Regions from separate parts of the Mus musculus genome. Here region 2 is linked to region 1. A link is a loop called in an ENCODE intact Hi-C map of the cell type or tissue named here. Cell type or tissue: left cerebral cortex. All regions are shown on one strand. Each heading gives the region's core, and the rest is flanking DNA. Links, peaks and the distances in the headings are about the cores only.

Region 1 (2,919 bases), core at 320-2,819:
CATCTTAATATCCTTAAAAAAAATGTTACCTCTGAAATTCCCAGCTGGTTATTCCTGGAGGATTATGAATTTGGGAGGAGGGCACTATAGGATCTATTACACCCTGAAGATAATGTTTGCTGGAAGCTGCATGTGATAAGCAGGAAGACATTAGGACTAAAACCACTGTTTTAGTGAGAAAAGCTCAATCAGTAATGCCCTTGTCATCTATTCGTCTCTGTTATCAGTATTAGCCCTCGATACCATGCACTGTTTTTCTTGTATGGCAAGTATCCCCAAACCCATTAAATACTTTACTACGGAGCTGTTAAATCAGGACAGGGATCAGCAGCTCTTATTTACAACTCTGACTTTTGCATTCCATAAGGTGCAAAAATCGCAGGAATTACGGACTCTGAAACTGCTTTCTGTTTCTGTTTCTGTTTCTGTAGATGGCATAAGTGGAAACAAACTCAAGAAGATGCTCCAGAAACGAGAAGGTAGGTCTGCCTCAAGCGGGTAAGGATGTGTTCACTGGTAACTGCAAGCGGCAGAACAGCAATGATGACTGTGTTCATGGAGGGCTTGTATTAGGAATATGAGAAAGGCTTGCAGACCTGGAGGGCTTGTTCTGTGGGTATGTGGTGTGGCATTCTGCTAGGTAAGTATTATTACTAGTAAACATTTGCCTTCCCCCACCAAAAAACAACAACAACAAAAGCTGTCAGTGTAAATGCAGAAACAGTGTTAATTGAATTTTGATTATTTTATACTGGTGAAACACATCTAAAGGGTCTGAGGGCCCTAACCCTACCTGGTGGGGTGGGTATAGAATGGCACTGTTGAAGCTCTGCCTATCCAGTCAGCAATTAGGAAAAGGCATTCCCATGGGGAAACCTTTCTATTACTAATTTCTACTGAAAAACAAAACAAAACAAAAAACAAAAACGAAAAGGCAGTTTCTGAGTTATATGATAGCAACAAGGAGACATAGAAGTAAAATATTCTAGAAGTCAAAATGTGGGCTGTTGGTCACTGTTATCAGTTAGGTCAAATGGAACCATTGTGCTGTCTAGTGAACATCCTTTCTCTTCTCTCCATCTCCCTCTATAAAATTAGCTGTTGAAGAGATTAGAAAATGTGAGCCCCATTTCTGATGTGATAATCAACCATTTACCCTCCTCCCCCCTAGCTTGTAGTGGCGCCTGAAGAGGGAGTGAGGTGGGGAGGTTGGATGACAAGCAGGTACAGGGGAGTACGTTACACAATGTGCTGCATCACTGCAGGGCGGCTACAGCTCAGAACAACCCACTGCACATTTTATGAGCAACTAGAAAAGAGTTTAAAGCTTCCTAACATGAAGTGATAAGCATTTCAACGGAGGGAAATGCCAATGAACCCACTTTGATCCTTGCGTGTATATATAGCATACATATTTACAATTTCTATGTGTTAATTCAAAACACAGCGTAGTTAAACCACATTAAAATTCTAGTAATAGCCTGGGGCTAGAGAAATGCTCAGTAGTAGTTAAGAGCACTGGCTGCTGTTTTTTAAGTTTAGGATTTTATTCCCAGCATCCACGTGGTATTTCCCAATTGTGTATAACTCTGGTTAGGGGATGATGCCCTCTTCTGGCCTTTGTTGGTACTGTATGTACATGGTGCACAGACATACATGTAGACAAAACACCCATACACATAAAATACAAACCTTGTAAAACATAGAAGGAAAAATTTCTTTCAATAGTAAAGAGAATATTGTTTTCAAAAAATAATTCATTCTTTGTCTTTTTGGAACGAACCTTTTCAGGACCTGTCCCGTCAAAGACTAATGTAGCTGTAGCCGAGAACACAGCAAAGGAATTCCTAGGTGGCCTGAAGCGTGCCAAACGACAGCTGTGGGACCGTACGCGGCCTGAGGTACAGCAGTGGTACCAGCAGTTCCTCTACATGGGCTTTGATGAGGCTGTGAGTATACTTTTCTGAGGGAGAGCCTTGGACACTATAGGGCAGGCTGTGTGGGACAGAGGACCGGCCTGAGGGAGAGGGCCTGAGATGGTAGACTTTGCTTCTTAGTAGTGTGTTCTCTGTCGCTCTGTCAAAATATCAGAGTTCATGTTTAGCTTGTGGTTCTGGAGGTCTGAAGTCACAATCTGGCTCTAGTAAGAACATCTTGGTACACGGTGTCATAATAGCAGGAGCAAGTGTTAAGAAACTGTGACATAAAAAGCAAGAAGCAAGTCTAAACTTGTTATATTAATATTTATTTTTCATATAATTTTTTTTATTATCTGCTTGTTTATTGAGACAGGATCTCATGTAGCCTAGCCTGGCCTCAAACTTGTATACAGTCAGGGAAGACCTTGAACTTCCTAGTGCTGACATTATGGGTGTGTATCAGCACACCCACTGACCTTCACAACCGCCAGTCCTTACAAGAACTCACCCACTGTGAAACACCACAGCATCAGTCCTTTCAGTAGGTAAAGCCTTCATGACCTAACTACTTTGCACCAGGGCCTCACTTCTTAAAGGCTCTCCAGCAATGCCATACTGGGGACCAAGCTTCTAGCTTCTAGAAGCACACAAACCATAGCCAAGCCACAGGGCTTTTTATTCCAAATGTGTGGGCCCACTCTTCACTGCATGCTAGCCATCCAGGTGGAGAGGAGGGACCCAGGGAATCTGTGAGCCAAAAGGCTGCATCTAGCTTCCCGAAGAATCTTATTTTCCTAGAAATGCCTTCAGCCCTGCTGTTCAGTTTCAACTGGGCATCCTCAAAACAACTCGCTAAATATTACCATCTTTGCCCAGAATCGGCTGAAACAACAAGGTGGGTATATGGACTCACGAAGACCATAAAGGAGAGGTGGTTCTTGCAGATGTTTAGGGGAAATTGCATCGGTGCACTCACGAGTAAAGCTGCTTTGCAGTTCAT
Region 2 (2,919 bases), core at 202-2,701, 600 kb before region 1:
AACGTGGGACTCCCTGTGTGAGGAAGACTGCTAGCCACAGGACCACATGTGGCTAAAGCATCAATGAGTCAGTGCAGAGGGAGAGGAGGGGCATCGGTCAACATCCGCTTTGTCAGATGAGTGTGAACTCTGCAGTCGCACTTCTTTAAAGCCCTTTCTAACCTCCCATTTGTTCTGACAGGGGGATTTCACGGTTTACACACCCCTGTGAGGTGCTGAGAAACGGGCGTTTTCTGACTGAGCCATTTTCCAGCCCTAACTTCTATAGCTTTTACATGTAAAGAAATGATGGTGATGGTGATGGTGATGGTGATGATGATAAGTGATACCTCTAGTTCCTACTACTTGGAAGACTGAAGTGGTGGGATCAATTGAGCTTTCTTACTGCCCCTCCCCCATCTTGTAACTGGCTGGCCTAGAACTCAGAGATCTGCTCTGTCTCCAGCTATAGAGTGCTGAGATTAAAGGTGTGTCCCATCGCACCTGAGACCGAATAGGATTCTTAAAGAAAAATAATCCTTTTAAATGGCGTTATGTTGCTCGCATTTATCAGTGGAGTGAACTGAATTTTGTCTAGACTTCTCTTTAAAGTTTAACATATTTGATAGCTTTACTTAAAAGTTCTTTGATTAACAAACTTCAAATTCTTAAGTAGTTCCAAAACTGAGTTAAAATTATAGGTATTGTGATAATTAAATATTATTAGTGCTAAAATAGCTAATACATTAAGAAATTTCAACTAAACCGCAAGCATGGATCATTCTCTCAACATATACTTTACAACTCAGAATCTCAAGGTTAACTCATGTTTTTAAAATCTCATACACACTTTAGTAGTTACTTAATATTTCTGTGGTCCCGAGGTATGCAAACTACTGATACAGCAATTGTTATTGTGATCTACAAACATGTTACATGACATTTATGGCTGTCCTGGGACATACAAATCCTGTGGGCCACAGAGTGGATACACCTGGTGATTCTAAAGTTTCTTAATATGTCTGCTTCCCCTTGATTCTAAACCTCCCTCTGATTAAAGGATTTCAAAGAGGCTGTCTTGACACTTTAAACTATTTAGTTATCTTGCATAGAAATCTGGTTGTGCCATCCAGGCTGGCCTGGAATGCACTGTCTTCCTGCCTCAGCTTCCCAACTTCCGGGGTTCAGGACTGCATTAACATACAAATTGCCTTGTAAGCTATTTGAGTTCACGGCCTATACCCAGTTTGTCCACTAGAGGGCGCCTGATGACCTTGCTTGGACCACTGTCTGCACAGGCTCCATCAGCCTCCTCCACATGAGTGGTTCAGAGCCCATATTGCCCAAAGTTACATTTCCCCAAACTCCATCTACTCACACTTTCCTCTGTCCTCAATCAGCTTGCTGGACCCCTGCATCTAAGTGATCTGCTTACCGCTGCTTCCAACCTGCCTGGTCCTATTTGCACGCCCATGGCTGGATACTCTCTGTGGGCTTTGTGTACTTATCCGGGAGCTACACAAAGCCATCATGTCAAGCAGTAGGTACATGTGTGAGTATGACACACTGAAAGCTACCTGGCTCTGAACCTACCACCTGTGCTAGTACCGTGTTCTAAATCATACCACCCTCTAAACTGCTAGGCATCAGAATCCTAGGTCAGGTTCTCTGAGATGTTCTAACGTCCATTTTTACATCATGTGTATGATAAGACTTGCTTCTCAAATCCCATATTTACATATGTGTATTTGTGTGCATTTTTTCAGTGATGGTAATCAAACCCACACAGTGGGCATGGAGCTACAGCAGTCCTCCCTATACTTTTATTAACTCACTTGACTGGCCTCTAAGTCACAGAGATCTGCCTGCCTCTATGTCTGGCATACTGAGACTAAAGGTGTACCCCGCCATACCTGGTCTATCACTCACTTTTTTTGTTTTGTTTTGTTTTGGTTTGGTTTTTTGGTTTTTCGAGACAGGGTTTCTCTGTATAGTTCTGGCTGTCCTGGAACTCACTCTGTAGACCAGGCTGGCCTCAAACTCTGCCTCTCAAGTGCTGGGATTAAAGGCATGCACTACCACGCCCCGATATCACTCACTTTTTACAAATAAGAGATTCCTTTGTCCTATATAAAGTCAAGATGAGAGGAGAGACAGGGAGAGACAGAGAAACAGAGAGAGACATAGACAGACAGAGAGACACAGAGAGAGAGAGACAGAGAGAGACAGGGGGGGACTCATCTTCTTCAGGTAAAAAAAGAGACATAGTATCATTGCGTATAGTTCTTAACCCAGTTGTGGTTCTGTCCTTTTTTGATGTCTGTCTATCTAGGACATAACGTCATGAGGTCAGGCAGAGGGTGAAGCTAAGCAACATGCAACTCCTGGCCCATCCTGGCACACCAGAGCACAAATCATAGTTGTTGAAATAACCGAGTGTAAATTCAGCAAGCAGAGCAGATCAAGAAAGCACGTGTACTGGGAGAAGCGAGCGAGGCAGGGGAAGAGACGCATTTCCAGGGAATTGCTGGCATTCCTTTTCTGGCTAGTTCTCTCTAGCCACAAGCTGCTGTATATCTTTGGCCAACCAACCGCAGATCAAGAGTCCCCAAAGAAAATAATTATATCCACTAGAGAACGTATACAGACGTCTGTCATTACACCACACAGCATAACAGTGTTCATACACCACTTGCAGATTATTTTAAATATTTGTGGAAATGTTTTATATAAGAAGGAGGCATTCTGCATAGGGTGCTTGAGAACCTGTGGGTGTTGGTAGCTGAACCCAATTCCTGAGATATCAAAGGCTGACCGAACAGGAATTCCACTTCTCTTAATGATACACCTCACTCCTCTCCCACCCCCCACCTTTTGAGGGGTAGGGGTTGAGACAGGCCTTGGATGTCCTGGAACTTGCTCTGTAGACCAAACTCTGCC

What was found. Hi-C counts contacts between places; a loop is a spot of excess contacts. Peaks named below come from ENCODE experiments on the same cell type or tissue, not always from the same donor. Only the 100,000 strongest peaks of a DNase experiment are listed, where the experiment ranks them.
Region 2: a loop joins it to region 1, with 3 times the contacts of the local background. A loop is called at or near these places in 19 of 42 quality-filtered maps.

The regions. Positions count from the first base shown.
Region 1 is chr1:43,736,769-43,739,687 of GRCm38, forward strand. It overlaps Ecrg4 (ECRG4 augurin precursor), which reads left to right. Exons shown (of 4, transcript NM_024283.3): 2 at 432-479; 3 at 1,792-1,949. Among named protein-coding and RNA genes, the nearest start is that of Ecrg4, 7.6 kb to the left of the region's middle. In left cerebral cortex, for the core only: a CTCF peak has its summit at 1,622 (motif pointing left); a DNase peak (open chromatin) is centred at 1,604.
Region 2 is chr1:43,138,563-43,141,481 of GRCm38, forward strand. The region is part of intron 3 of Fhl2 (four and a half LIM domains 2); the gene reads right to left. Among named protein-coding and RNA genes, the nearest start is that of Fhl2, 24 kb to the right of the region's middle. In left cerebral cortex, for the core only: a CTCF peak has its summit at 1,229 (motif pointing right); DNase peaks (open chromatin) are centred at 1,240 and 2,531; H3K27ac peaks cover 896 bases.